Regions from separate parts of the Homo sapiens genome. Here regions 2, 3, 4 and 5 are each linked to region 1. Evidence: chromatin loops called from intact Hi-C (ENCODE). Cell type or tissue: heart right ventricle. All regions are shown on one strand. Each heading gives the region's core, and the rest is flanking DNA. Links, peaks and the distances in the headings are about the cores only.

The links. Peaks named below come from ENCODE experiments on the same cell type or tissue, not always from the same donor. Only the 100,000 strongest peaks of a DNase experiment are listed, where the experiment ranks them.
Region 2: a loop joins it to region 1, with 5 times the contacts of the local background. A loop is called at or near these places in 7 of 110 quality-filtered maps.
Region 3: it touches region 1 in a loop (4-fold over the local background); 25 of 110 quality-filtered maps call a loop at or near these places.
Region 4: a loop joins it to region 1, with 2.7 times the contacts of the local background. A loop is called at or near these places in 28 of 110 quality-filtered maps.
Region 5: a loop joins it to region 1, with 3 times the contacts of the local background. A loop is called at or near these places in 13 of 110 quality-filtered maps.

The regions. Positions count from the first base shown.
Region 1 is chrX:139,929,721-139,935,853 of GRCh38, reverse strand. ATP11C (ATPase phospholipid transporting 11C (ATP11C blood group)) reads left to right here and starts at 2,801. Exons shown (of 30, transcript NM_001353812.2): 1 at 2,801-3,838. The coding sequence starts at 3,812. RefSeq lists enhancers at 2,115-2,164, 2,205-2,554 and silencers at 3,335-3,574, 3,615-3,774. In heart right ventricle, for the core only: a CTCF peak has its summit at 2,640; DNase peaks (open chromatin) are centred at 2,283, 2,713 and 3,633; H3K4me3 peaks cover 3,224 bases; H3K27ac peaks cover 2,368 bases.
Region 2 is chrX:139,803,626-139,809,758 of GRCh38, reverse strand. ATP11C (ATPase phospholipid transporting 11C (ATP11C blood group)) reads left to right here. Exons shown (of 30, transcript NM_001353812.2): 6 at 5,160-5,288. Among named protein-coding and RNA genes, the nearest start is that of MCF2, 99 kb to the right of the region's middle. In heart right ventricle, for the core only: no CTCF peak of the experiment used is centred there; no DNase peak of the experiment used is centred there.
Region 3 is chrX:139,829,360-139,835,492 of GRCh38, reverse strand. The region is part of intron 1 of ATP11C (ATPase phospholipid transporting 11C (ATP11C blood group)); the gene reads left to right. Among named protein-coding and RNA genes, the nearest start is that of MIR505, 92 kb to the left of the region's middle. In heart right ventricle, for the core only: no CTCF peak of the experiment used is centred there; no DNase peak of the experiment used is centred there; H3K27ac peaks cover 1,080 bases.
Region 4 is chrX:139,821,314-139,827,446 of GRCh38, reverse strand. It overlaps ATP11C (ATPase phospholipid transporting 11C (ATP11C blood group)), which reads left to right. Exons shown (of 30, transcript NM_001353812.2): 2 at 624-743. Among named protein-coding and RNA genes, the nearest start is that of MIR505, 100 kb to the left of the region's middle. In heart right ventricle, for the core only: no CTCF peak of the experiment used is centred there; no DNase peak of the experiment used is centred there.
Region 5 is chrX:139,878,913-139,885,045 of GRCh38, reverse strand. The region is part of intron 1 of ATP11C (ATPase phospholipid transporting 11C (ATP11C blood group)); the gene reads left to right. Among named protein-coding and RNA genes, the nearest start is that of MIR505, 42 kb to the left of the region's middle. In heart right ventricle, for the core only: no CTCF peak of the experiment used is centred there; no DNase peak of the experiment used is centred there; H3K27ac peaks cover 1,631 bases.

The sequences.
Region 1 (6,133 bases), core at 696-5,695:
CACGCCCAGCTAATTTTTGTATTTTTAGTAGAGACAGGGTTTCGCTATGTTGTTCAGGCTGGTTTCAAACTCCTGACTTCAGGTAATCTGCCTGCCTCGGCCTCCCATAAAAATACCTGGAATAAAAATCCCATAAAAATGCCTGGAATTGCATTTTTATAGTTGAGCAAATTAGACTGGACCCATGAGTATAGGTGGCGTATTGAAATAAATTGAGAGAATAAATAGCAGAATTATAACAAATAAAAATCAACAATACTGCTATATCTTTTTTGGGGGGTGGGGATGGAGTTTTGCTCTTGTCACCCAGGCTGGAGTGCAGTGGTGCGATCTCGGCTCACTGCAACCTACACCTCCCAGGTTCAAGCGATTCAATTGTCCTGTCTTAGCCTCCTGAGTAGCTGGGACTACAGGCATCCGCCACCACACCTGGATAATTTTTGTATTTTCAGTAGATACAGGGTTTCACCATGTTGCCCAGGCTGGTCTCGAACTCCTGACCTCAGGTGATCCACTCACCTTGGCCTCCCAAAGTGCTGGGATTACAGGTGTGAGCCACCGCGCCTGGCCCAATACTGCTATATCTTGAGGAATCTTAAAATTCCTGTGATTAGGCTGCAGTAACATGACAATGGGTATGTATGAGAGCATAATGCAAACAAAAAAAAATTTCAGGTCTCTAATATTTTTTAAAGTTGATCTGTTTGAATCTATAAGCAAAGTACATTTTTTCCACTTGTTTAACAGAATTGAATTTGGAACGATATTATTTACTATTCACTAGCAAGCACTTGTATCCCCAAATGTCTAAATTAGTTTATTATTTTATTGATAAGGATGTATTTTGGTAAGAATTCTAGACTTATACCTAGAACTAAAGACAATAACCTCCTCCACCTCCCAATTCCAGTATCTAGAATAATGTCTGCCACATAGCAGTCGTTCAACAAATAAACTAGTGAAGAAATTACAGTATTTGCTGTGTTCAATAAAAGTAAAGCTAGAGGCCGGGCATGGTGGCTCACGCCTGTAATCCTAGCACTTTGGGAGGCCGAGGCGGGTGGATCACCTGAGGTCAGGAGATCGAGACCTGGGCAAGATGGTGAAACCCCGTCTCTACTAAAAATACAAAAATTAGCCGGGTGTGGTGGCAGGCATCTGTAATCCCAGCTACTTGGGAGGCTGAGGCACGAGAATCACTTGAACCCAGGAGGCAGAGGCTGCAGTGAGCCAAGATCGCGCCACTGCACTCCAGCCTGGGTGACAGAGTGAGACTGTCTCAAAAAAAAAAAAAAAAAAAAGGTAAAGCTAGAAAGCTAGAAAATAACTCTATTTGAAAATCTTTAAAGCAGTAGAGAGCAAAACTTTAGATCTCTTTTGTCAATAAAATATCATAATATCTGATTAATATAAATATAAATTTAACATAAATCTTAAAAATCATTAGATACAGGCTCAACTGTGAGCAGAGAAGGAATCATAAGAGGGGAAGAATTGAAAACGGTTGGTTTTACTTCTTGGCAGTTAGGACAGTTTGGGAACAAACCTTAGGTCTCCTGCATTTGCATTTTATTGGGAGATGGGCTTCTCGTTGATCGCAGAATGAAGTTCAAACTTCGTAACATGTTTTTGAAGAGTTTTAGATTTTAGCTTTCGTTCGAGCCGCCCTTACCTACACGTCCTGGGCGTCTGCCACTACAGCGTGATCTCTTTCTTAGTTTGTCCTGCGCTTTTTCACCGACCTCTCCCTCTACCCTGGACTTTGTCCCCTTGGGCTCAGTCAGGTCCCTCTAAAGCCTTCCCACGTTTCAAGGGCTAGTTTAATCTCCAGGGCTTTTAGGAAAACTTCCCAAACCCCATTTTCAGATGCAATGTCGCTCTCCCCTATTTCTCTAGCACTTTGAACTCTAGCTATTATTAAATTCTAACGTGGCATTTTCGCTTGTTTGTATCCCCCAACCAGATTGCGACCACCCTGTTGGGGAGGTCTTTTAAGAAATCGCTGTGTCCAGCCCTGGCACAGTGCCTGGTACAAAGAAAATTCCCAGCAAAGGTTTGTTGAAATGAATCCGAACTCCGGAGGGTAAAGGAGAAGCGCCTATGCCTAGTAGTAAAGGCCTATTCGCGACCTTTGGGAAGGCCTGTGGTGTGGCTGGGCCCTGTCCCCAGCTCTAAACTGGCAGGAGAACGCGGCGAGGCGGAAGACTCGTGTAAGAGTCTCTGAACTCCCTTTCCTTCTTTTTGACTTTTATAGAAGAATCTGCAAGTTCTTCTCCAACAGCCTTGGGCCCCGCCTTAAGGGGCGGTGAAAAGGGGTGGGGTTGTGGTAGTTGGGAGGGATGCCCAGCCTCGTGGCAATTCTGGACTCGCTTTTCTTTTGTAATTTTTAAAGTTTCGCAAATTCCAGCTCTAAGCTGGGGGCCGAGGGTGTAGAGGGTTTCCTGATGCGCACATTTTGCGTTCCAGGGAAAGCTCCCAGGATTCGGAGCTTTGCCTAATTTAGCCTTCTCACATGTCCCACCGCTAGGAAGGCTACCGAGTGCGCCCGGCCTCCACACCCAGCCGGCCGGCGTGGAGAACCCGCTGTTCAGCCCGCGCTTCCTTCTTCAACCCTCTGGGCAAACCCGGGACTAGCGTGTGGGGGAGCTCCCAGCCCGCGGTACCAGGCGAAGTAGGGGGACGGTTGGACTACAACTCCCAGGCTGCCCCGGGAGCAAGGAGGGGGAGGGGGCGAGCGGGAGGGGCCTGGGTGGGGCGGGGTGGGGGTCAGGGAAATCCCGCCCCGCTGCGCAGCAGCAACGACACAAAGCCTGACTTTACAACCTCAGAGAAAGTGGAAGTAAGAAGGCTTAGGTGGGCAGGCAGGACGAGAGAAAGACTGAGAGGAGGGAAAGCCGCGTAGGTGGGAGTACAGCGGCGCGAGGGTCGAGGGGGAACCCTCGTCGGTGCAGATGAGGAGGGTGGGCTTTCAGAACTAGTCCCCCCTCGCACCCCGCCCCGCCCCTCCCGCGCTGGGGTCTTCACGGTGCCCTGCCTCAGAGCCCGGCTCCACCACGCCCGGAAGAGGGAGTCTGGCCGTCGGCTGGCTCAGGGCGGGCCGGTTGGCTGTACCCAGGCTCCCTGGCCCGAGTGCGGGACCAGAGCGCGGGGCGGCGCGGCAGCCGCGGACCGAGGAGGGGCTGCGAGCGAAACGGCGCGGCGCGGCACGGCGGACGAGTTAGGGCCGGGGCGAGGGAGGCTGTGGCTCCCGACAGAGACAGGGGAGTAGTGTCGGGCTGAGGCGAGGTGAGGCGCGGGGTGCCTCGGGAGGGTTCCCCGTGCCCCGAGGGGGGCGGCCGCGGAGTCCAGCGGGGAGGCGGGCGGTGGTGCCGCGTCGGGGAAGAGCGCATCCCGCGGGGTGCCGAGCCCGGCGCTGGCGGAGAGACGGGGGCGCCCCCTCCCCACAGGAGGAGCCTCGCGCTCCTCCGCCATCCTTCCCCCGCGCGGCGGGCTCGCCTTCTCAGTGGGTGCTGCGCGAGCTGCCGGCCCGGGGTGCCGGGGCCAGATAAGGGCGATCCGCGGGGCCGCCGCCCCCGGGTCAGGCAGGCCGGGGGCGGGCCGCGAGTGAGGCGGGGCGGCGGCTAGGCTGCGGGCGGCTGGGGGGCGGGGGAGCGCGGAGAGCCGAGGGGGGCAGGCGGCGAGCGGGTGGCCCGGCCGCCCGCCTCGCTGCTCCGCTTGGCGCCGCCGGCCCACGCCGCAGTGTGTTTTGTGGACGGCGCCTTCCCAGACAGCCCGGTAGAGCCCAGCTCAGCGCCCGGCAGCCTTCGACGCGATGTTCCGCCGGAGCTTGAATCGTTTTGTAAGTACACTCGCTGCGGCTCCGCGCGTGCCGGTTTGCTTGCTCGCCAGCCCCTTCGCCGGGTCCCTCACAACAATTTTCTGAGGGGGCAGTTACGTCTCTGGGAGACACCACCACCCCTCTTCTTCCTTTTCACCGAAACACGGTGCCCAGGCGGCCGGGGAGGGGAGGCAGGTAGGGCTCTCGGGGTATCCCACCCTCGCCCCCAGGACAATTCGACCAGGGCTTCCCGGAGCTGTTACAAACTCTGCCTGAAACTGGGGGCCGCCTTCGGGCTGGGTGGTGGGGGGGACTCGTGGGGGGACCGACCCGGGGACCCCTCAGTTTGCCAATTAGTCGAAGATGGCGTTTTATTCTCAGGGAGGTTGCTTTCTTTTGTTTCCTCTGCCACGAGCACATGGAGGTAAACCTAGACCTGTCACGGTGGCCCAAAAGAAGAGCTGGGGGCTGAGGGAGCCGGAGACTAGGGCAAGACTCAGCCTTGCCTAGGGCTCAGCCAGCGGGCGGCTTCTGACCGGAGGCCGGGCAAACTTTGGAGACCCAGCCTACAAAGCTCACCTTTAGGGTGTTTGAAAGGCGAGCGTGATTGTCAGGGTGGGCCGGGTGGATGTGCAGCCGCGAGGAGGCTGCGCCGCCACTGCCCGTGCTGCCGATCTCTGGTCTGAAGCCTCGCGGAGGACTGAGCACTCCAGACCTTGAACCCATGGGAGAAGGCGGACTGTGACTGGACTCCTCCGTCCACGTTTACCCCCTTCAGAATCCCCAGAAAAGGGAATTTCATTTTCATGGGAGTTAGCCATAGGGAAAATCGCTTTCTGGCTACTGACTTTTTTGAGTAACCTGTTTACTCCTAGAGGGTACATTAAGAATGGAGCGAAACAGGACCATTTACGTTCCGTGCTGCTATTTGTAGCAACTTCCTTAATTGCAAGAGGTGGTGGCGGGAATAGGATTTTATTTCTGCCAATGATGTGGAAGAAAGGGTTCATCTGCAAATTTTGATTTTTCTGTAGTTAGGAAAAAGGGTTGAAAGCTGAGTGCTTTCCTCTACCTGCCTTAAAATATATCTTTTGAGAACATGTCGATTTGGTTTTATTCATGCAATTATTCCTAATCAAAACGTTGCTAACATTTTTCATACATCGGATATATTTGCTCTCATTTTTCCTTCATTTGAAACTTTCACAAGTGTACACTGGCTAAAAGTAATACTTGCACATCCCTTTTTAGAATAGTGCTGTGTTAATGGTTTTCTAAATGTTGACCCCACCCAGGAACATGCAGTATGAAATTGGAACAGATTATTACCTGTGGCATAGAGCAGTAGAGGTTGTACATATCAATCATCTTGAAATCCGTAGGTGATGGCTTGTACTGATAGCTTTGCTGAAGCAAGTGACTAAAATTGGTTTCTCACATTTAGCCTGAGAATGCAAGCGGGTATTGTTCTTAATAGCTGTTTCACATAGATTCTTGTGATCTTGGAGTGTTGCGTGGGGGTGACAAAAAGGGAAAGGTGGCAATGAAAGCTAATTGTATTTAGGAAAAGGATAATCTTTTCACGTGGCACTCTTATGGTGGAAAACAACTGGGCTCTGAATCATAATAAAATCATTAAACTTAAGTTGTTGAAATCCTTTTTTTTTTTTTTTAAGGATTTGAACATTTGAAACCGAACAACTCAAGTATTGGTCTAAAAGCCCATTGCTTCCCTTTTGCGAAAAGTGATCTGCATCGTATCAGAGTCTAGTAATTAAGCAGTGCTGGCCCAGGAAGCCAGGGCATGCAGTAGAATTTGCAGCAGTTGTTGAGGTGCCAGCCTGCAGGTTTGAGGCTAGTACTTTGCATCCCCGACCAAGATCTCAGCAGAGAATCACTTTTGCTAATACTGAAATGAGCTTTGACCTTATTGTTGCAGCTGGAATATTCAGCTGTTCACATTTTCCTGCGCAGCCATGACTGTGGTAAGTATCAGGAATTTGTACCAGTGCGGTAAGCTGGAAGGTTCTTAGGAGTTGTGTCTGAGCCCTAGGCCCAGGGCAAGGAATTAATCTGCATACCGTTGGACTGAATGTGAAAATTACTATCAAATAATCATTGCTAAAAAACGGCTTCAAAATTTGGGGGAGGGGGGCAATTTTTCCATCTCTTAGATCAGTAAACCATGCGCTGTTCTCCTCTTTTGCCTGACAAATTCTTTGAGGGGTACTTCCATTTGAATTACTAGAAGACTAGAATTAAAGATTTGAGTGGAACTTTGAGACTTTCACAGCAGTATAGATGTAGTCAAGGTTG
Region 2 (6,133 bases), core at 373-5,372, 130 kb after region 1:
CTCCTGACTTCAGGTGATCTGCCCGCCTCAGCCTCCTAAAATGCTGGGATTACAGGCATGAGCCACCGCGCCAGGCCCCATTTAACCATTTTTAAGTAACCATTTTTAAGTGTACAATTTATTTATAGTAAGTACATTCACAATGTTGTACAACCATCACCACTATCCATTTCCAGAACTTTTCCATTATCCCAAACAAAGCTCTATTCATTAAACAGTAACTTCCCATTTCTCCCTTCCTCAGCCCCTTGTGGCCTCTATTCTATTAATACTTTTTGTCTCTATGAATTTCCCTATCCTCAATACTTTATGTAAGTGGAGTTGTACAATACTTGTCCATTTATGTCTGGCTTCTTTCACTTAGCATAATGTTTTCAAGGTTGATCCATGTTATAGCATGTATCAGAAATTCCTTCCTTTTTAAAGGTGAATAATATTCCAATTTATGTATATAACAGTTTGTTGATCCATTTATATGTTGATGGACATTTGAGTTATTTCTAACTTTTGACTATTTTGATTAATGCTGCTGTGAACATTGGTATATAAGTATCTGAGTTTTTCCCTTTGATTCTTTTGAGTATATAACTTAGAGCAGAATTACTAGGTTGTAATTATCTTTTTAAAACCTTTTTTTTTTTTTTTAAGACAAGAGTCTCACTCTGTCACCCAGGCTGGAGTACAGTGGCACGATCTCGGCTCACTGCAGCCTCTGCCTCCTGAGTTCAAGTGATTCTTCTGCCTCAGCCTCCTGAGTAGCTGGGGTTACAGGCATGTGGCACCGCACCTGGCTAATTTTTGTATTTTTGGTAGAGACGGGGTTTTGCCATGTTGGCCAGACTGGTCTCGAACCCCTGACCTCAGGTGATCTGCCTGCCTCAGCCTCCCAAAGTGCTAGGAGTATGGGTGGGAGCCACCGTGCCCAGCCTAAAACTGTTTTTAAAAGATTAACAATAAGAACTATATTTTATATTTACCCACATTTTTTCATTTCCCTATGCAGATTTAAATTTTCATATAGTATCTTATTTTTTATCCATGAAGAGCTTTCTGTAGTATTTTATAGTGTAAATCTGCTGGAAGTGAATGTTCCTATGGAAAAGTTTTTATCTCACCTTCAATTACGAAAATTATTTTTCTGGCTATATAGAATTATGGGTTAGAGGGGTTTTTTTCTTTCAGTACTTTAAAGATATTACTCCATTGTCTTCTGATATGCATAGTTTCTAATGAGTCTTTCATTTCTATTCTTGTTCTTGTGTATATAATATTTCTTTGATGCCTTTACATTTTTCTTTCTATTTTCAGTTTTCAGCAGTTTGACTATGATATACCTACATTTTTTTCATCGTAGTTATCCTTCTCGAAGTTCTCTTGGATCTATTGTTTGTCGGCTTTGATTAACTTTGGATAATTCTTGGTCATTATCTTTTTGAAATATTTTTTCAGACTCATTCTCTCTATTCTTCCGGTACTCCAATTACATGACTATTATACTGTTTGATATTTTCTCCTTTGAGTAATTTGTTGTTTTTTTAAGTACACTCCTTTTTCTCCTGTTTATATATCACTTTGGATAATTTTAGTTGCTCTGTCTTCAGAATTAGTGATTATTTCCTTTGTTGTACCCAGTCCACTAGTTGAAGGAAATCTTCATCTCTGATAACATGGTTTTCATTTCTGACTTTACATTTTCATTTTTTTGTAGTATCCCTCTGCCAGCATTCTTCGTTCACTGTTACATGTTGTCTACCTTTTCCACTAAATACCGTACCATTTAATATCTTTTTTTTTTTTTTTTTTTTAAGAGACAGGGTCTTACTCTGTTGCCCAGGCTGGAGTACAGTGGCGCAGCCATAGCTTACTGCAGCCTTGAACTCCTGGGCTCAGGCAGTCCTCCCACCTCCATCTCCAGAGTAGCTGGGTCTATAGGTGTGCAACTACACTTGGCTAACTGTTATTATCATTTTTTATAGAGATGGGGTTCTGTTAAGTTGCCGAGGCTGGTCTCAAACTCCTGGCCTTATGCGGTCCTCCCACCTTGGCCTCCCAGAGTGCTGGTAATATAGATGTGAGCCACCACACCCCACCCATTTAACATCTTAATCATAGCTGTTTTTAAGTCCCTGTTTCATAATTACAAAATCTGGACATTTTGGGTCTGGTTTCATGGACTGCTTTATCTTTCAATGATGGCTCATTTTTTGCTTGTGTTTTTGTGCATCTCATTTTTTAATTGAATTTTGGGCATTGTATGTAAAAGAATGGTATTCACTGAGGTCAGTGGTATATGTGTTCTGAAATGGGCCTGGCTTCTTCTGTCAGGCCACTAGTGTTGGCGGTTGAGTCAATCTAGTCAACAGTTGGGCTGGCTTTGGTTTTTGATGTTTTTAATGTGTCACTTAACTTCAAATTCCTTAAGTGGTAGAATGCCATTACCTTGAGCTTTGTGTGGGGCCTGGTGTGCCGGAGAGTTTTTTATGGTGTTCCTGTTATACTATCTGCTTTCAGCAACATCCTATATTCCCGAGTCCCAGAGGTTGCCCCTCCCCGCCCCACGTTCCCTTGCCTTTTCTCCAGTGGTAGACTGCTATTTCTTGTTTGTTACTCAGTGTAAGGCTCTTGGCAGGAACAGAATGATTTCTTGGTTTTCTCATTCCAATCACAATATTAAGCAGGCCATATGCACCAAAGCCTCAGGGTAAGACTTTCTCAATATCCTCCCCCCTCATAGTAACTGAACTTCTACCTTGTATCAGCACCAGGTTATTGGTATGATAGGTTTCCTGTCCAATTCCCTGTAGCAGGTCCCATCCCCTGTAGCAGGTCACTTTTGTTTCTACCTCTCCTCTAACAGTAGTGATGTTTCCCTGAGACTATGCCAGGGAAGGTTTCCTGCCTTTCTCCTAGATGCAGATGACATTTGCTTAATATGAGAAAGGGGTCTATGATTCTGGCATGGTTTTTTTGTGCCTATTTCTTCACAGCAGTCACCACCTGTATGCCCGTGCCAGTGAGAAAGGTTCTTTTAGGTCTCCTGCCTGTATGCTTTCTCATGAACACTCAGTAGAAGCCTCTAGAGAAGAGCTGGTGAATGGTTGTGGTCTCTTCTTGTCTCTCAGGCTTGTAGAGATTCTGAACTGTCATACTAGCTCACACCCAGTCTTTAGGAATTGGTTAAAAATCTAGTTGTTTTCTTCTTACCCACTTTCATGGTAGCCATCTCTTCCTTCTATGCTTGGTCAGTTATGAAACAGTTCATCTGTCCTGTCTCTCCTCAGAAACACTTGTTACCCTTTGAAATTCAGTTCACTTGGTTGCTTTGCAACCTCAGCTCTCTGATGGACTAAAAAATACGTATTTGTTTTTAGATTATCCATTTTTTCCTAATGTTTGTAATGGGAGGTGGTGATGTTCTCTTGTGGCTTTTAAAATGGTAAATAGACCTCTAGAGTTCATTGTCTAACTAGATCATGTTATTCCCTGTCTTTAAAAGTCCTGTACCTATCCTTTTACCTTTAGAGTGAGGCCTAAATCCCTTAGGCTGGCCTGCTAAGCCCTTTGTGATCTGACTCATACCCATCTTGTCAGTCTGAGCTTGCACTGCAGATATAGGGGCCTTTATATTTCATATCTGACTACATCCTAACTGTTGAAAAAATGCTCTCTTTGTGTGTTTTATTTATCAATGCCTGAGAGTCATCTTCCGACCTCTAATGGGTATCTCCTTCTTGTAAGATGTGTTAGGATTCTGTTTGTTATCTCTCTTCTGCATATTTAAGCATAAATTGTGGTTTTGTGTAAGCAACATAAGTGTTTATGTAAGTGAGGAAGGAACAATCCAACAAAATAAAATATTATTTACAAGTTAGTTCAATTATTGATGCTGTTGATCTTGGCTAGTGATTAAGATTGGCAAAGAAAATAAAATTCTTCCTGAATAGGTCTTGAAATCCTCATCTTTATCTGCCGAATCATATTGCAAATAGAAGTTGGGTGTTGCATGTATTACCTAGCATTTCACAGTCAGTGTGTCTAGGTCAGTGTGCCAAATATTGACTCCCTTCTAAAGTGGGTTATCTTCTGCATCCAGCAGCCTCTTCCCTTTACCTGAAGGTGCTGTACAAAAGTATTATTTATAATTTTCAATATGTACCATGGTGTGAAAATCTTGGGAAGGACCAGACTGGAGGATTTCTTATATCTTTCCAAAAAAATGTTATGACTCTTCATAAGTTGGGAGTAAAGTAGTTGCAGGATGTTAGTAATAATTATAATTAACACCTTTGAAGTAGTTAATATGTGCCAGGCACTTTGCTCAGTACTTTTCTTGTATCATCATTTCATGCTCACATTAATTCTCTGAGGTAGTTGCAATCGTCTAAGACACTTATTTAAGGTCATATAGTTAAGTGGCAGAGCTGGGATGAGAAGTCAGGTTAAAGAGTCCAAACTTTTAATGGTTATGATTTACTTAACCCTACATTATTAAATTATTCATGATTTCTTCTCTCAGGTTTTTCCTTTCCTTGAGCTTTGGGTACTTGCTGATAAGAAATTGTTTCTCATTGCTATATTAAGTGATTCTCCTGACAGCAGATGAATTCATAGAAAGTGACCTATAGAAAAAAAAAATTCAAATATTTTGGGAAAAATCAATGCCTCTCTAATTAACTGGGATTTTCTGAGCACTGAAGAAGGACCTGGCACCCAACAACACAGTTGTTACCACATGGCAGGCAAAGTATGTTGAAGTATGCGTGGTACAGAGTGGGAGTGTGGCTGTTCAGTGTTCATGAAGTGCCCAGTTTGTGACATGTTGTAGATTTTCTTGATTCATTCATGAAGTGATAATGTCATTGTCTTATCAAACATTTGTGCAAGAAATATCAGAGAGCAAACGGATGTCAGAATCATTTATTAAAGGTAAAGGTCAGTGCTAAGGTAATCTGAAAGCATCCTAAGTCCTTCTAACCTTAAAGAGGATTCTGAATATTGAGTAATATTCTTTCATCACCTTTCACATGATGTAGGATGCTGAGATACTCTCAAAGCCCCAGAGCTAGAGATAATCTCTTGCTAATGTTTTGACTTTTGTATGAGTGTAATGAATGCTTTGTTTGGAATTTAAAATATTTATATTTATTTCTCAATTCCAGGTTGGTGATGTAGTAGAAGTACAGGCAGATGAAACCTTTCCCTGTGATCTTATTCTTCTATCATCTTGCACCACTGATGGAACCTGTTATGTCACTACAGCCAGTCTTGATGGGGAATCCAATTGCAAGGTAACAGACTAAACCTTGCCTAAACATTTTGATCTCAGGATAGTTAATCATACAATACTGCCTCCCATCACCCTCTAATCTTTTATTTTTTCTTATTTTTATTTTTTCTTAGGTTTTATATTTGAAAAGAGCTGTTATGTAATTGTTTTTTAACTTCTAAGCAAACACTCGTGTTTGGGTAAAAGGGTGGTAATTACGTGTGGAAAAACTGAGCCCCAAGTAAAAGCTACCACAATTTTTATAGCACTGCTTGAATTTAATATTGACACAGCCTATTTAATATTTAGACTCTAAAATGGGAGTAATCATAGGCTTAAACTGTGTGACTATACAAATAACTTCATGTATGCTAACCTTACAATTTGATCTATTTTTTTCTAAAATGTATATTTTCATTAAAAATGTATATTCTTGGGATGTAGGAAACCCAACCTGGAGTAATTTGATTGCTATTTAAAAATAATACTTAGGGCTGGGTGCGGTGGCTCACGCCTGTAATCCTAGCACTTTGGGAGGCTGAGGTAGACGGATCATTTGAGTTCAGCAGTTCGAAACCAGCCTGGCCAACATGGTGAAACCCTGTCTCTACTAAAAATACAAAAAAATTAGCCGGGCATAGTGGTGGGCGCCTGTAATTCCAGCTACTCGGGAGGCTGAGGCAATAGAATTGCTTGAGCCCGGGAGATGGAGGTTGCAGTGAGCCAAGATCACGCCACTGCACTCCAGCCTAGGTGACAGGGTGAGTCTCCATCTCAAAAAAAAAAAAAAAAAAAAAAAAAAAAAAAGATAGGGTGTAGTTTGGAAAATGTTTGCTTTATAAGTAAGTTATAAAGCAACATTTTATG
Region 3 (6,133 bases), core at 780-5,779, 100 kb after region 1:
GCGGAGGTTGCAGTGAGCCGAGATCACACCATTGCAGTCCAGCCTGGGTGACAAGAGCGAAACTCCGTGTCAAAGAAAATCTGGCCCCACTTTCCCCTGCTTCATTTTAGATCAGATTATTTAGTCAAGTCCTCTCCAAGTTACATATGAAGAAACCAATGCCAGGACTTCCCCAAGACACATACAGACCGATTGATGGTAGAAGGCTATTAGGACCTTGATCTCCTGGTTTCTTGCCTCTCTTTATTAAGCTTTAGAAGCAAAAACACCCACCTGGGATCATAGCCAAATACTTAATTTTATCAATTTTTGGCATACATGGATAGAAATTGTCACAAATACAACACTGATCTCACCTCATAACCTTGAGTGCTTTGCCAGTATAGCTGATTGTGAATACCATGTGTTTTTTCTACCAGTGGACTCTAGCATAGATGTAGCCCAGATATGTAGACATGTTTGCTGAGATAAGAGGTATATTACAGTAGCATTGCCCAAAACATGTTGTACAGAATGTGATGTCACTGGATTTTCCTTGTGGGAAGAAAAGAGTTCTGTGGTCAAAAAATTTTGGGAAATGCTGACTTACACAAAGTTAAAAGAGGTTTCTTCAAGACTTTATGGAGCTTTTACTACATGGGTATGCATTGTGAATAACCAGGAGGAGGGGTGGGCTTCCCCTTTCTCTAAGGAACCTCATTATTAACTTGTTCCATGTAATTCAGTCTGGGGAACATTGAGTGTGGTGTCCTGATATTCTTGCCATTTATCTTACTGTGGCATTCCTAGTTGGCAGTACTCAAAGGCACATTAAAATTTAACAATCTAAACAATTTTTATTTATATGTAAGGCATTACTGAATATTTGTCGTGCTCTTCTTTTTATGCTTCAATATCCAAGTTATACATTACATTTCAAACGTCTTGCTAATTTATATAGTCTCTTTTAAGCATGTTTTAGGAATAATTACAATCAGATCATCAGTTATATTTATAGCAGCATCCAGTCTTTATAGTGCACAGAAGCTTCAAATCCAAAGCTTTGGGGAGAGGGAAGAGATGATGGAGAGACAGTGTCAATAATTCCAGTGCAGTTCCCAAGTGCCTGTGTACTCTGCCACAAAGGGAGAAACGAATTCCTATTTTTACTGTCAGGATGTCAGATCAACAGTTCCAAAATACTAACGGTATATGTTCTGGACAGCAGCCTCCATAAGCTCCTCCAGTGGCCCTCAGTTGTCATCAAACATGGCACTTGTCAAGCTCCCTGGCTAACTCTAGTCCTCTTCATGAACACTGAAGAACAGTGTTTTCAAAACCAAGCACTCTCTGCTAGTGGACCATAATTCATCCTGCCCCTTTAGGCAGGGGTAGCACCAAAATTTCCCGTGCCTCTTCTGTAGAGCCAGAAACTTTCTTGCTTTAAATAAAACATTTACATGTGGGTTATGTTGAGGACGTTGCCTAGTTCCATGCTGGCCCAGTTGCTAGAGTTTCAATATTCCTATAGTTTGTTAACATCTGCAAACCTCATCCTTTGTTCCTGCGAATAGTTTACAGTCATTTAAAGTGATTTCTGGGTGTTTCTGTTAATCCTGCTGTAAGCAGTCTCTTACGTTATGTGACCTTATTTTATAGATAAGGAAATGAGGCTCAACTAAGCCATTTTCTCCAGGTCTCATTTTGAAGAAAAAAAAAATGTAAATAATATTTCTCAGAGTCATAACTGTCTTGCTTTCCCTGTCCTCTCCAGATTTTGCCCTGAAAGCCTTCCCTGTAGGAAGAATGTTTGTTTTTTTTTAAAGAGATGGGGTCTTTACTCTGTTGCCCAAGCTGGAGTGCAGTGGTGATCATAGTTCACTGTAACCTCGAACTTCTGGGCTTAAGTGGTCCTCCTGCCTCAGGTTCCCTAGTAGGTAGGACTACAGGTGTGTGCCAGCATGCCCCGCTAATTAAAAAAAATTTTTTTTTCGTAGAGACAGGGGTCTCACTATGTTTGACCAGGCTGGTCTGGAACTCTGGGCCTCAAGCAAAGCATTGGGATTACAGGTCCAAGCCACTGTGCCAGGTCCAGGAAGAATGCGCCCCCCGCCCCGAAACCCTTTACTTTCTTCATTTATTCAACTAAGCCATGCTCCACAATGGAAACTTGCTTTTTATCTACCTCTTTTGTTGGGGATGTTAAGAAAAGTTATAGCCTGGATGTGCTCTTTAAATTAATTACATTTACAGCTCGGGCAGTTTTTAAGCCAGTTTGCTTTTTGTATGGTATTTAACAGTTTACTTGGAAAAATGCATTCATTGGTTTTGCTGGACACACTCCAACTTGTATTTGAACTGGCAGACCTTTCTAGGAAACATCACTTTTATAGTAATGACACTATCACTGAAAAAAGAAATAAAACCCTGTTCAGGTCGTCAGACACCAGTTTTACAATATTTTTTCTTTTGCTCCAGCTAGAGTTTCTTATCTCTTCTTAAACTGTAATAAAAATTCTTCTGTGGTGATCTAGAAAGTAATTTTTGGATGAGAATTTATCTCTTCTAGGTAATGATGCTGGTCAAGGCATTTTTCTCCCTAATATCCACTGGCTTTTTTCCTTGCGATTGCTAGATATTACTGTTGGCTGCTGAGATATAACTTTCTTACCTCTGAGATATCTAAATAGTGAGAAAAGTCTTCCATCCCTAAGGGACCTTTCCACATAAACCATCTGCTTAGGCCTTTGTTGCATATATTTTTGAAGCTTGAATTTACTGTATTACAGTGACTCTTAGGGTGGAGAAACTGTATCATAGTGAATACTTAGATTATGTCTCTTCCTCTTAAACTACAACTAAAAGTTCAATTCAACTTTCCTCCGAAGCTTATTGTTTAGCCCCACTTTTTATTGTGGTCCATTTATTGTAGGCAGGGATTAGAAAAGAACTTCCCAAGATGAGGAAAAATTACTGTGTGGTGTAAGATACTGATATTTAAAATAATAACACCTTAAAATACAGAAGTTACAAAGGCAAATCAGGTCTTTGGAGAAGAATAACAAAAAGATATGAAATGGTGCAATAATGGGGCTAAGGCCGCCAGAGTACTGCTTTGAGCTCTTAAGGAATAGACTGTCATCTGATGCTTCCTTTGCTGCCTCCCATGGAAGTACAGGAACTAGGCAAGCCATAATTGGCTCACTTCCCAAGTTCTGGGAAACTTTACAAGGATCACAGGGGTTGGTACAAGTTGCTTGATAATCTGCAGCATTCTCTCTGAGATTTAGCTGCCATTGTGTTGCCAAATTTCTGCATGTCAGTATGCAGATGGTCCCATCTCTCCCTCCAGCCTCTGAGGTTTGTAATCTATATTTATTTCTCCTCTTTTCAGCCAGGTTGGGTTTTGAGGTCTTGGGGCCTGCTTTATTCCTGCTTTTTATTTGCATGTATATTTTTATCCATTTCCTGAGGGTAATCGTAAATGGTTAGCTGGATTTTCAGCCTCACTGCTCCTATCTTTAAGAGTTAAGAATCTCCTTATTTAGAGTTTTAAATTTTGTTAAGTGTTTGGAATGAAAGGCTGTGTGTAGAGATGGGTAGGGTGAAAGTGAAAGGGAACTTCTGAGGTTTTGTATACTTGCTGGTTAAGTTTCTGTGCATATTGTCAGGCTTTGGGTTAGGAAAGATTCTGTTAATAAGGGAAGTTGAGTTGCTGAGACCCCAAAGGAACACTGAGAGTCGCAGGTTACTTCCTATAAATGGAAGAACCTGAATCATTAAAAGATAAAATTCCTGTTAGAATCTTGAATCACAGAATGTTTACAGTATTTTTGATCCATCAACTTTCTATTAGCAATCCTTTAATGAAGCTGCATTTCAGTCTTTAGAGCCACAATTTCTGAGCCCTGAAGTTCTTGGAGTAAGGGCATGGTGGGGGAAGGGGGATCAGATTGGGAATACTTAGAATTGATTGTCCCTGGTGAAATTAAACTGCTCAGTGGATCACTTTGAGATAATGAAAGGTCCACTCTGAGCTTCCAAACAAGGCATTGTTCTTATCCAAATCCTCATGGTCAGTCTTTTTCTTAAGTGTTGTGCTTGCTGATTTAGGTGTTTGTGTGAGGCTTAATATCCATTTCCTGTAGTAGTTTTTTTTTTTCAATTAAATGTGAAGCCATTGGGTAATGCCTAATTAGAGAAATCTTTGTGTTTAGGGATAAACTTTATGTATTCATTTGTCCTTTGGTCAGGTGTTTGAGAATTTCAGTTAATATGACTGTAATTAAGCTTTAAAGGCAGAACAACACAAAATGCCCCATCAGTCTTGCTTCACTTCCTTTGGCAAAAGGAGAGACAGCTTAATCACTTCAGAAGTTGCAGTAAAAGCAAAATCTGAAAAGTGCAATTTTAAGGATCATTTTAGAGTTATGATTGTAAATTACACATTAAGTTTATTCATTTTTGCTTGTTATAATGGAGTGGGCTTGGAAACCTCAGCAATTTGACCACCGAATACATTGTAGTTATTTTAACCAAGAAGCTTAATACACTGGAAATGTTTCCTGGCACTGTAGTGATCTCCTCCCCATACCCCCACCCCTTCAGCCCTAGTATGGAAATGCTGACTTCTGGGAGCATTTTAGTAGACATCTGAAATTTTGATGAAATGCTCTTTCAATTTTGAATTTGGCCTTTTTAAGACACTATGCTGTTCAAAAATATTCCTGCTTCAGAGAAGAAAATAGCTTTGGGCTGGAGAGTGGAGAACCATTTTAAATCATTGCCAAGTCTTCAGATTTTAATAAGAAATTTTTTTGTTCATTTTTGAGCAAATACTTTTATTTGCTGTGGTTGCTTACAGAAAGCAGTTCGATGACCAATAAAAGTAATGCTGTAACTGCCAGGGATTACGTCGGTTTTAAGATTATTTGCTGATAATCCAAGTAGCTTTGCATTATATCAGGGCCTGTAATTCTCATTATCAGTGATCTGAATAATTGATGGGAGATAACCACATGCAAAATAAATTGTCGAAGGGGAATCTTACTTTGCGAGCAGCTTAAAATGGTTGGACGGAACACTGAGGGTTATTTGTATTTTTAACCTTTGGAAAGCAAATTGTTTAAATTATTTAAAGAAATAGTGCAAGATTATGGCTGGCATACTAAAAACTTGCAGGATGTTATTTAAGGACGATCACTGTTTGAAAGAGTCTGTGGCAGTAATTCTTAGCTGTGCTTGCAAATTAGAATTGTCACCTGGGGAGCTTCCAGAAAAATTAAATATTAAATAAAAGAACCAGGCATCAGTATTGTGTTTAAATCCACTGTGTGACCAGGATTAAGAGTCAAAGATCTATGGCTAACTCATAAATATAAGTTTGCCAGCAAATGGAAAGGATATAGAGGTAGGCTTTATTTCAGATCCTTTTGCCAGCTTTTATAGTAACAGTCTTGTATTGAGGTCTCTGTTTTTCTTCAGTTCTTATCTAGTCAGGTCTGGAGGCAACCAAGGAACAAATTTTATTTCCAATGGCTTTTCATTTTTTTATGACTAGCAAAGACATAGGATTTTAAGATGGTGCCAGTTAAATAATTACTGTGTTAGGTTTTTTATTGAGAGGCCATTTTGGGGTATAAATTACTTGCTTTATTTTTTTTTACAGCATTCAGTTTATACTATGGAGGTATAAATTAGGAGTACAAAAGGTTGATTTTTATCTTGAGAAAGAAATTTACATTGCTTTCTCTGTTAATTCATATATTGTAAACATATTTTTTAATATTTGCCATACTTTATTATGTAGTGTGATGTGTCATTAAAATAGAGTCAGTACCAGCATATTTCCAGTTTTAAGAAATGCTGTTCTTAAGGACAATTGAATGGGAAGCAGTTCAGCACAGGATGGACTCCTAATGAATTACAATTCATTACGAGGTGCCAGGAATCACACACTCCCACTCCAGACTACACTGCGTGCCATCCAAATGGGAATTTTAAAAATGATTTCTACTTAGCGTTTCTCTGCTTTGGCAAAGACACCTACATTATTCAAAATCACAGGAACTAACACCACTGTTTTTAACACTCTATATTGGCAGCAGGTGGGCAATTACATTGAATTTACTTGAGTTCAGCATTGCTATTTTTT
Region 4 (6,133 bases), core at 461-5,460, 110 kb after region 1:
ATATATTGTGTGAATTGGAACTTTACAACAATGAGGCTCTGAGAGATTGCAAAATAAACTATCCTGTAAAGCCAAATAACTAGTTTCTTTTTAGAAAAAGTCGATCATTTCTTCAATAGAGGCAGCCATTCTATTTCTGACCTTTACACTTATACACAATTATTTTGTGTTTAGAAGTAATCTGCATTATGCTTTCTGTTCTCTAGTAAGGTAGTTGAAAGGTTGTCCTCAGTAGTTGCATAATAAATGAAATATTCCCAGTCCATTCTTTCGTGAGTTAGTGTGTTGCTAGTGAAGGTTATGGTTAAGATTCATTTGGGCTGTGGATGAAAGAAAAATGATTGGCAGTAAAAATATTGTTTCTCTAGGGTACTTTCTTTAATCATTTTAGAATTGCACTGTTGACCTCAGAACAGTTGGTTCAAACAGCACTTTTACTAATCTTTACTATGTCAGCAAGTAAGAGCTTAATGGATTTTGAATTCCCTAACAAGGTTTTCTCCTCTCCCTACTACTTTCTCGCCAGATTATGGCCCAGCATGCTTGGACAAGAATTATGGGCTTGGTAGAAGTGTGGACAAATGTGATGAAAAACTGAATTTTTTCCCTTTTCTCTTGGTCAGTGTGCTGGAGAAGAGAAACGAGTTGGCACACGCACAGTGTTTGTTGGCAATCATCCAGTTTCGGAAACAGAAGCTTACATTGCACAAAGATTTTGTGATAATAGAATAGTCTCATCTAAGGTAAGTTTTTGTTTTAACTCAATAGATGTTCATATAGTGAATCAGATAATGCATTCTAATTTGTGCTTCTGAGGAAACTGATGCATTTATGTATGTGTACATGTATTTGCATGTATATGGATCATATACCAGCTATAATAAGTATTCCTCTGAAAGACAGTTTATTTAAAAAATCACTTTGTCTTGTTATAGGTGAAAGATCATTCACTTGCCTTCCGTTATGATTCACAGTGCTTGTTGATTATGCATATTACTTTAAACCGTAAAGTTTGCTAAAAATACAAATTACTTACTTGTGCAAAGCTTCCTGAATTACCCTTGAATGGATGAACTAGGATATAAAAGAATGCAAATTCTTTTATAAAAGAATTTGCATTCTTTTGGAGAATGCTGTCCTGGAATGACTTTATTTGCATTTCTTTCTAGTTCCCCTGCCAACCCCTCCACCTCCCATCCCACTTCTCAAGTATTAATAGACTCCTACGTCCCAAAGGGTGCATGCTGCTCAGTACACTGCTTCAGCTGTGATCTGTTAAGAGTTAAGTCACTGCAGCTGTGTCACCGTTTGACTGCATCTTTCTTCAGCATAGTGTAGGACTAAGAGCATTGGCCTGGAAGTTTGAACACCTGTATTTAAATCCTGGCCCAACCACTTACTAGTTGTGTCACCTTGGTCAAATTAATCGCCCCGATTCTAAATGTCCTCGTTGGTGAAATGGGGCTAATACTCTGTGAAACCACTTCTTATAGCTCCTAGTACTCAGTAGTCATCATTCTGCAAGTGTTATTTAGCTAGTCTTTACCTCTGGCTGACCAGGTTAGGTGCTAGGTTGGCCTACTGCCATCTCTTATAGAATGGAATAGATCTTGAAGATTTTCCTCACTTCCTCATGTGCCCTGGCAAGGCAGAGATAAAAGTTGGTGACATTTGGTTCACTGTACACTTGTAATCACTTAGAAACTGAAACACAAAATTATGCCCTTCCTTAAAAATATATGACATTTTGGTTTTCAAATATGCATTTAATTTCTTGTTTGGGCGGTGATACAGTAGTGATCATGTTTTGCTGGGAGATTAACATGTGAAATATGGTCAGGACAGGTGAAAATTTTGTTGCCTAATGAGCAGATATGTAGGCCTATAGAACATTTTATTTTGGATAAAAATGTCTATTTCCTCTTAATCTTACACACTAGTGGCAGAAATTTTATTCTCAGCCAGAGGTTGACATACTTATGCCTAAAATAGTGAATAGTTCTTTTACTGGAAATTTCAGCTCACCTTGTGGTATCCAATTAAATGGTCTGTAGTAGTCCTTTGATTCAGAATTGTGGACTTGTAGAGCTAAATGGTCTTAAGAGGTTAAGGCCAGAGAAATTTAGGCACATGGTCACCAAGCAGAGTTAGTAATAAAACCAGGAGTAGAACTACTTTATAAGGTCTAGTTGCTCTGAATAAAGAGGTCTTTTTACATCATCGTGCTGTTTGGGTTCCTTCCTCATTTTTTTTCTCTCCTCTTGCATTGTGCTTGGCATGGGGCGACAACTCAAACGGTAGCTGCTATTGTTATTTGTGTTTCTGTGATTATTATTACAATAGTGAGTAGTACTATTGATTTCCTCAAGTTCATGTGTTTTGAATGTGTGGGATACTGTCTCCTAAATGGAGGCCTTCAGGTCTACTCCGAAAAGACCAACAATTTCATAATTTGACTTTTTCTTCCTCACATTGTCTTGGCTGTTTGTATTTATACCAGAATTTTTTAAAGGATTATTTTTTCAAAATATACTGTTTATAGAATATGTTAGCTGCCTTCCAACTTTGTAGCAAGTGTTGATTTTCTTTCTCCACCCTTCAGTCATAAAAATAACTATCTTAATTGGATGCCGCTTTTGTTTACAAATACCACCAGTAATGTGACATTATAAATGTTAAGGCAGGGAACACTGAAGACAAACATTTTGACCTACTTTAAGTTTTATTTGCTTATAAAAGTAATGCTTTTTTTGTGGGGGGGAGACAGAGTCTCGCTCTGTCGTCCAGGCTGGAGTTCAGTGGCGCGATCTTGGCTCACTGCAAGCCCCGCCTCCTGGGTTCACGCCATTCTCCTGCCTCAGCCTCCCAAGTAGCTGGGACTACAGGCGCCCACCACCACGCCCGGCTAATTTTTTGTATTTTTAGTAGAGATGGGGTTTCACTGGGTTAGCCAGGATGGTCTCGTGATCCGCCTGCCTTGGCCTTCCAAAGTGCTGGGATTACAGGCGTGAACCACTGCACCCGGCCTAATGCTTTTTGTTTTTTTATCTCCTGGGAACACAAATACTTTCTTTAGAAAAATTTGGCCTCTACAGCCTCACAAACTTTAATGTACTCTGCAGGGATTTTGGAAATCACCAGAATTTTGTAGCTGGTGCAAAACTTGGAAATTCCCTTCTTTAGCAAAAGGAGCATTGATTGTACTCTGCTATGAATTTTAGGATCTTTAGTTTCCATCATGTTTATCTGTTGTGTGTTTTTTTCCTTTAAAAATTTTAAAGGTTTTTTTTAAAAAATTAATTAATTTTTTTTTTTTTTTTTTTGGTATTTTTAGTAGAGACGGGGTTTCACCATATTGGCCAGGCTGGTCACAAACTCCTGGCCTCAAGTAATCCCCCTGCCTCAGCCTCCGAAAGTGCCGGGATTACAGAAGTGAGTCACTGCACCCCGCCCTTTGCCCAGCTTTTAATGGAGTTGATTTTTTTTCTTACTGTTTGAGTTCCTTATAGATTCTGGATATTAGTCTTTTGCCAGAATCATAATTTGTAAATATTTTCTGCCATTCTATAGATTGTCTGTTTACTCTGTTGATTATTTCTTTCGCTGTGCAGCTTTTTAATTTAAGTCCCGTTTGTTTATTTTTGGTTTTCGGGCATTTGCTTTTTTGTCTTCGTCATCAGTTATTTGCCTAGGCTAATGTCCAGAAGAGTTTTTCCTAAGTTTTCTTTGAGCAGTTGACTGCTAACTTTATTATTACTTTAAATATCTACTACTTTATTTTTACCTTTTTCTCTTTCTTTTTTGCTGCTATTCAGACACATTAAAAGTTATTCAGACACATTAAAAGTTATTTGGAGTCTCAAGTTCCTCATCTGCATTTTTAATGCTAAACCATCAGCATTTTTAATGATAAATTGGAAATCTTGGGTAACACAGAACTGGTCAAAACAAGTAAAGTTCTAAAGCCTCCTTTTGCTTAAATGAAATAATTGACTCTCAAAGCTGAGATTCTCTTCAACTTTCCTCCTTTGGGAAATTTGCTTAGTAAGTTTATAAAGTTTTGGTTTCAAATTAAATTAGATGATACATATTTGAGGCAGTGACCCACAACTTTTTCACATAATTTCATCTTTAGTGGCCACACTTGTGTACAGATTATTTAATCCACTACAAAGCATATATAAAATGCATTGTATGTACCGGGAAAGCTGGCGTTTTTTGTTTGTTTGTTTGTTTTTGAGACAAGAGTCTCTGTCGCCCAGGCTGGAATGTAGTGGCGCGCGATTTCAGCTCAATGCAACCTCCGCCTCATGGGTTCAAGCGATTCTCCTGCCTCAGCCTCCCAAGTAGCTGGGATTACAGGCGCCCGCCTGGCTAATTTTTTGTGTTTTTAATAGACACGGGGTTTCGCCATGTTGGCCAGGCTGGTCTCGAACTCCGGACTGCAGGTGATCCACCCACCTCAGCCTCCCAAAGTGCTGGGATTACAGGTGTGAGCCATCATGCCCAGCCCAAAGCTGGCATTTTCTGTATAAATAGTTTTAAACATGTTCTAAATGTCTGGGCTGCTTTTTAAGTTTATAGTTGTACTTAAAGATAGTATAAAAGAGGCCCGGTGCAGTGGCTCACACCTGTAATGCCAGCACTTCGGGAGGCTGAGGCGGGTGAAGTTCGAGACCAGCCTCGGAGATGGTTCAAAGGGAGACCCCGTATCTACAAAAAATACAAAAATTGGCCAGGCGCGGTGGCTCACGCCTGTAATCCCAGCACTTTGGGAGGCCGAGGCGGGCAGATTGCCTGAGTTTAGGAGTTTAAGACCAGCCTGACCAACATGGTGAAACCCCGTCTCTACTAAAAATATAAAAATTAGCCGGGTGTGTTGGCGTATGCCTGTAATTCCAGCTACTCGGGACGCTGAGGCAGGAGAATCGCTTGAACCTGGGAGGCGGAGGTTGCAGTGAGCTGAGATCACACCACTGCACTCTAGCTTGGGTGACAGAGTGAGACTCTGTCTCAAAAAAAACAAACAAACAAACAAACAAACAAAAAAAACCCAAAAAACAAAAACCACACACAACAAAAATTAGCCAGGTGTGGTGGTGTGTGCCTGTAGTCCCAGCTACTCAGGAGGCTGAGGCGGGCGGATTGCTTGAGCCTGGGAGGCAGAGGCTGCAGTGAGCTGGGAACGCGCTACCGCACTCCAGCCTGGGTGACAGTGTGAGACTCTGTTTCAATAAATAAATAAATACTATTTACTGACGTCTCCAAGCAAGAACTAACTTGTAACAAAAACTGAATTCTCATCATTGTGTCTAAAAAACTGCTATACACATTTTCTTCTTGTGATTAACTTTTTTTTTTGCCATAGAGGTCATGCTTGAGATAACATTGTTTTTGATTTGTAGCAACTGACCAAGCTGGAGAATCTACTTTTTAGATAAACAAGTTAATTTGAATAACTTGATGTATATGGCTGTAACTCAATTTCACTTTTAGTTAGAAAACTCTAAAAAGTAGACTTTTCTTGGTCTGCATTAAAATCTTACATTTGTATTATACTAAAAAAGATGTGCTAGAAACTAAGTTTACCTTTTAGTTAAACCAGTAGAGTAAATGGCTAGGGCACAAGTTTTAATAAAGATTTCTTGTATATCTTCTGTGTGCTAAACTATTGTTCTAGGCACCTGTGATAAGGGGACTTAGGACATGCTCCATGATCTCTTAAGAGCTCATGACTTGATGAAGGAGAGAAGAGGGCAGTCATTTCCTATGAAGGGAATAATCAGAATTCCTCCAGGAAGCAGTTCATTTAATAAAACAGTGGTCAACTAACAGTTGGGACTTAAAAACGACAACAGCAAAAGTATTCCCTTTTGATGTGTTTATATCACCTTTCACAGATGACTCTGTAATGCTTATTTGATTAATTAAAAACTCTTTAATTTGGGAACAGAAGGGTAACGTACCAGAAGCTCAGCCATTAGCCTGTTGTTGGAGTTTAGCTTATTGTTTTAGAAAGTTGATTTTAAATAATTGGGACAGTTAAAAATGCTGGTCTGAACTATGTCAGCTTCAAAGTGACTGGATCAGTGGTTTTGAGTGGCTTCTATTTTTGGTCACAAGCTACCTTGGG
Region 5 (6,133 bases), core at 497-5,496, 51 kb after region 1:
GTGATTTGTATCTCAGCTTTGCCATTTACTTGATTTGTGGCACATTTGTCTCTCTGAGCCTCATGTTTTAAAAATTTGAAATGTAGAACATTTACATTGAGTTTTGAGGAATACAGATAATATATGTAAAATGTCTCACATAGAATGTGCTCAATTTAGTGGTGTCCATTACTATCATCATTATTGATTTCCTACCATTAAATGTATTTTGTAAATGAAAATAATCTGGTTTTAGAAGATGGCAAAGGAGACTTAGAATGATTTCTATAGTTGTTTGTTTAGTTCTTTTGACAAAATTGCCTAAAGTTCTTTTATAAAAATGGAATTCATTTTGTCTACTTTTCACTCCTTCTCAAGTCAAAATAACACAAGGTATTTACTAAATCAGTTTGCAAATTTGGAAAATTTTAAAAAGTACTGCTGAGCTGGGTGCAGTGACTCACGCTTGTAATCCCAGCACTTTGAGAGGCCCAGGAGGGAGGATTGCCTGAGGCCAGGAGTTCAAGACCAGCCTGGGCAACATAGCAAGACCTCATCAAAATAAAAAATAAAGTATTCCTGAATGCTCTGGACTTGCCTACTGGTTTGGAAGTGGTTATCTCAGTGTGGAGGATTGGAGATGCCGTTTTTATTTTACATGGACAACAGACCATTGCTAGCTAACTTTAGTCCCTTAGCCCATGTAGATCTGACAGTTTATGACGTGAGACTGTCTTCTCTAAGTGACACAAACCATTTCAGGTTGTTTCAGTAAGGTTATTTTGGGTCTTACAAGCAGGGCCCAAGAGCTTCTGTGTGTTTCATTAGTCAAGTCAGGGAGATGAGAATGAGTCTGAGAAAGGGCATCAGACTATCAGTGCCTTGGACTTTGGGAGGGCTGTTGGCTCCAACTCTACCAATCAATAGCCTTCTGGGAATTGGTTCATATGATTATTTGATTTCATAGAAGTACTCTTCCAGCCAAAAGTGCTGCTTGACACATGAAAATTGTATCTTGACAATTTTTGGATAATACCACACCATCCCTTGATATTGTTGAAAATCAGAATTGGTAATCAGTATGCTTTCCTTCTAGCCATGAAGTCTTTAAGTAAATATGTTAAACTTAGAGTTTTATTGTAGACTTTGTGGTTAATTATGACCTTTCTTAGCAAGCTGATGTCACAATGTAATAAGTAAGTTATGTTTCTCATATTTATTCAGAAGTCCAGGATGTCTTTGTGTTAGGGTGATATTTAGGTTTTGATATCTTCGATTTGTCTATTTTCCCCAATTGTATATTCAGTCTGTAAAATTTATTTTACTCTTTTCCAATTACAGTGGCCACATCTTCTTATTTAATTTTCACCTTACTTTGTACATCATTTTAGGGTAGGTCTTATTGCCACCTTATGATGAAAAAAATAAGGCTACATTTTCCCAAAGATCATCATTGGACAGTGAGTCCATATTCAGAAGCCAATTCTGATTTTTGTTTATGTTCTTTGGATTAGACCTCTGGGCCTTGAGCTTGATCTGGCTCTCTAAATTTCATTGATTTGGTTAACATTCAAAAACTAAATATCTAATGACTACCTTTGTCCCACAGTTAGGATCAACAAATGTGATTAGATGCCTGTCTTCAAAGGAGTTCATGAAATAACCAGTCGGCAAGAGGCAAAGTTTGGGAATAGTTTCTTCTACCCTTCATACACATAACCATCTCTTTCTAGATTGATGGAGAGGGTTCCAGTGTCCAAGCAGGAATGACCAGGCTTCATGAAACTTTTGAGTGGCTTTAACTAAAATGTTGGGCCATGAGGTGAGGCCCAACCTTGTAGATTTAGTGGGGCCTCTTGAGGAGCTACTTCGTGTTAAACACTATTCTAAGATTAAAGCAAAACAAGCAAAAAATATGATTTCATCCTTCAGGACCTCACAAGCTAGCAGACAAGATGGAAGCATACATAGAGGTGCTTCCAATTTCTGCTTTGCCCTGTCCACCCTTCGTTCTGCTAGCAGAACAGTTTTTTGAAAAACATGCCCTTTCCTTGCTTAAAACTTTCTGGTGGCTCCCTGTTTCTCATAGGACCAAGTTGAAGTTTCTTATCAGGACATACAAGGCCTCCACTGATTTGGCCCAGCTTCTTCTACACTTCCACAGCTTGCTTCAGGCACATACCACTCCTTGGGGTGCTTAGAACCCATCATGATTTTTCATACCTCTGGGTATTTATTTATGCTGAGCTCTCTGTATAGAATGCTGTATTAATCTGGGTCCTCTGAAAAACAGACACACAGGATTAAATTGGCAAGGGTTTATTAGGGGAAAATGCATGTGGAACAGACAATGGTGAGGGGGCTGAGAAGGCTGGGAGTGCCATTAGTCCTTCATGCAAGTCTGAGCCCTAGTGAAGGGGGGATAGGGGAGAGCTGGTTAGGCAGAAGGTTTCCAGACGGCAGTGCAGTCTAAAGAAGATTCAGAAAAGCTATTGGGGAGTGCAAAGTCAGCTGTTAGTGGAGTCCTGCAACTTCCAGCAACAGTCTGCTTTGGTATCCCTGCTGTACTCAGTGATTGGTTGGGAGCACCCCTTTGGAGGTGTGACTTAGTACAGACACTAGGATGAGTTTCTGAGGCAGATGGGGTCCTTAATCAGTTGTGCTCCTTGTAGTTGGAGACCCTTGAGTTGCCTCTTGGCCTCTTCTTGGCTACCATAAATTCCTTTTCTCTTTCGTTAAATTCCTCCTGCTTGTCCTTAAAGGGCCAGCTGTAAATGTTTTTTCTTCCAAAAAACTTTTCATTGAAGGAAAATCTCAGAATGTCCATCGTGATCCCACGTCCTGCCATGATCATACCATAATCTTTGCTTGGCAAATTTTTAATACATTTATTTGATTTGTACCCCTACCACCTATTACAGGACCAAAAATCTGTTAGGTACTCAGGAAGTGTTCGTTTGAATGAATGCATTGGTAGGGCTTGGACAGGCAGATCTGGGGAGAAGGTAGTTGAGGCAGAGGGAACTGCTTAAGCAAAGCCATAGAGGGAGAAGAATAAAGGATTTACACTGTAGTTAATAAATGTCTTTTTTCCCCAAATAAGTATATCTTCCCCCAAAGCTGTCATTTTAGAGAAAGCCTATTATGATGCAAAACAGTGGGGGAAAGGAGTGTCTTCCTGGCAGTTGAAAATGATTCATATTTGAGAACTTTGTTGAACAATGTTTTGAGTATTTCCTGAGAGACTTCTTTCTTGAGAGGAAACAGTTGATGGAAATGGAATTTTACTGCTGCCAGGAAAAGTGCGATAAAGATAAAATCTCATGCAACAACTACTACCAGAATAGAAATTTCCATAGAGCAAAGAGATTTCAAAGTCTCAGCTAATGGCTCATATGTATTTAGTATTCAGTGCAGCTGAACTGTAATTCTGTAATGGAATTTGACCAATTTTGAGAAGCCAGTTTGTAATGTATGAATTAGTGGAGACCCATACATCTTGACGTTTGCTGACTCTGCCAGATGTTGGTTATATTTCTGATGGAAAGAAACAGAGAGCTGGCTGGGATCCCAAATCTTAGAATTGCTACCGGCCGCCTACCACTGCCACATGTTGCAGTGGTAGGAGATAAACATGCTGAGGATAAGACCTGAAAAAAAATCACTCTATATCAGCAACTGGAGATACAGCCCATACTCCTTATGAAATATTCTACTCTCGTGGCCTGGGTTGAACCATGTATGAGGCAGGCACTCCTTTTAGCCCAGGCCCAAGTCTGCTCTATGCAGTCTTCCTCATATCTTGTTTCCCTAGAGTTACCACTTGAAGGCATTCCTTATTCGTAATGTGGTGATGATTAATGGCACCTACCTCATGGGCTTGCTGTGAGGTTTCAATCAGATAATGGATGCTGAAGGCTTAGACTGTGCCTGGCATAGAGTAAGTGCTCAATAAATGGTAGCTAGAGTTCTTTTATTATGCAATAGAAGCAGGACTCTGAGGGTAACATCTTAATATTTCCAGTTGAATGTTATCAAAGTCAGTTGTTCATGCATTTGTTAAATTATGGGCCATAGCAACCCAACTCTATGGACCTGGGCTGCTGTGTCCCAGACTGTAATTAACACACAGTTGCTTATATCTGTCTTTTCTTCCAAGTGAGGACAGTTTGTTATGACTTGTAGATTAAGCAAAATTACTTGCTTCTCCATTGTGTGCTAACCTGGTGTAGAATACCTTTTCTTGTCTGTCTTATTTACCATCTCTCTTACTTTCAAATTTCTATTATAATTCTCCTTTAGATTACATATAGCTAACTTAAGAAAGTCCCAGATGTGAAAATAAGGCGAGTGCATGATGTATCCCCCTTCCCTTGATTTTTGCTGATCAGGTGGGGAATCTGACCCAATAGCTCTTCTTCTGTATCCTTTCTTCCCTTTCAGTGGAGTAGTTCACATGGGATATTATCTCCTTTACTTGTCTTTTACTACTAAAACATTTCTTTTAACCATCTTCCTCCTTTGTTTTCCAAGTTTTGCCTGATTACATCAAGAACTACCTCCTCCTCCTCCTCCTCCTCATTCTATCCCATTTGAAAGCCAAACACATGAATTGAATTGTAAATGGTAGGAAATAGAGTATTACTATTGAGAGATGTGTACCAAGGCAAAGGAAAGCCATACATTAAAATGAGCAAGGGGAAAGTAGTATTTGAATTCCCAAAGACATCTCATACTCACTATGTCCAAATCTGAAATCACTCTCTATCTTCTTTAAGCCTTCTCCTGCTAAAGTCCTCTGGAACTTTGTGGCAGCCTACTCTCAAGATGTTTCACCAGTGGGTTTATTTCATTCTTCTTACTCCTACTATTCTTGCTCTGGGCCTGGCCCTCATCATCTTTCATCTTGAGGTAATAACTTCTTTCCTCATCTTTTTGTACCCTCTCTGCCCTGGATGGCCTATATAGTGGCAAAAGAAGGTGTTTTTTTTTTCTTTCCTTTTTAGCTTTTTTATTGTAAAATGAGACAAGAATTTAAAAAATCAAACAAATGTGTAGCTTAATACAATATTACAAGGCACACATACTTGAAATCACCATCCAGATCAAGCAATAGAGCTTTGTCAGCCACCCCAGAAGTCCTTCCAGGTGCCCTCTCCCAGTCAAAAACCTTCTCTCCTTCTGAAATAACCATTATCCTGACTTTTAAAGTAGTTATTTCCTTGCATTTCTTTATCTATAGACAGTGCTATTTGGAAACACCAGTCTTGCTGCATCCAGTTGCCTCTATGCCAAAGTCTAGAGGTGCGCAAATTCCCTAATGGGTATTCTTTTTTGAAAAATTATTTTAAAATATTTAATTGACAAAGATTGTATAAATTGAAAGTGTGCAGTGCAATGTGATGATTTGATATACATATATATTGTGTAATGATTATCACGGTCAAATTAATTAACTCATCTAATACCACCCATGGTGTACATTAGAGCCCCAGAACTTGTTCATCTTCTATCTGAAAATTTGTGCCATTTGATTATTTTCCTATCTCACCCCCTTATCTCTGGAAACCACTCTTTGTTTCTGGGATTCAGCTTTTCTAGGATTCCACATATAAGTGAGACCATATAGTATTTGCCTTTCTGTGTCTGGTTTATTTCACTTAGCATAACTGTCCTCTAGGTTCATTCATTTTGTTACAAATGGCATGATTTTTTTTTTGTTTTTTTAATGGTGAATAATATTCCATTGTGTAATATATACCACATTTTCTTTATCCATTTATCTGTTGATGGATACTTAGGTTGTGACCATATCTTGGCTATTGTGAATAATCCTACAATGAACATGGGGGTACAGATATCCCTTCAAGATACTGATTTTATTTCCTTTCTCTCCGGCCCTCACAGGTTTTCTCAGGCCTACATTTATAGTCTCCTGTTTTGTTTTGTTTTGTTTTTGACATGAGGTCTTGCTCTGTTACCAGGCTGAAGTACAGTGGTACTATCGTGGCTCACTGTAGCCTCAAACTCCCCAGGCTGAGCCTCCTCCCAGCTCAGCCTCCTGAGTAGCTGGGACTACAAGTGTACGCTACCATGCCTGGTTACTTTTTGTATTTTTTTGTAGGACAGAGTCTTGATATGTTGCCCAGGCTTA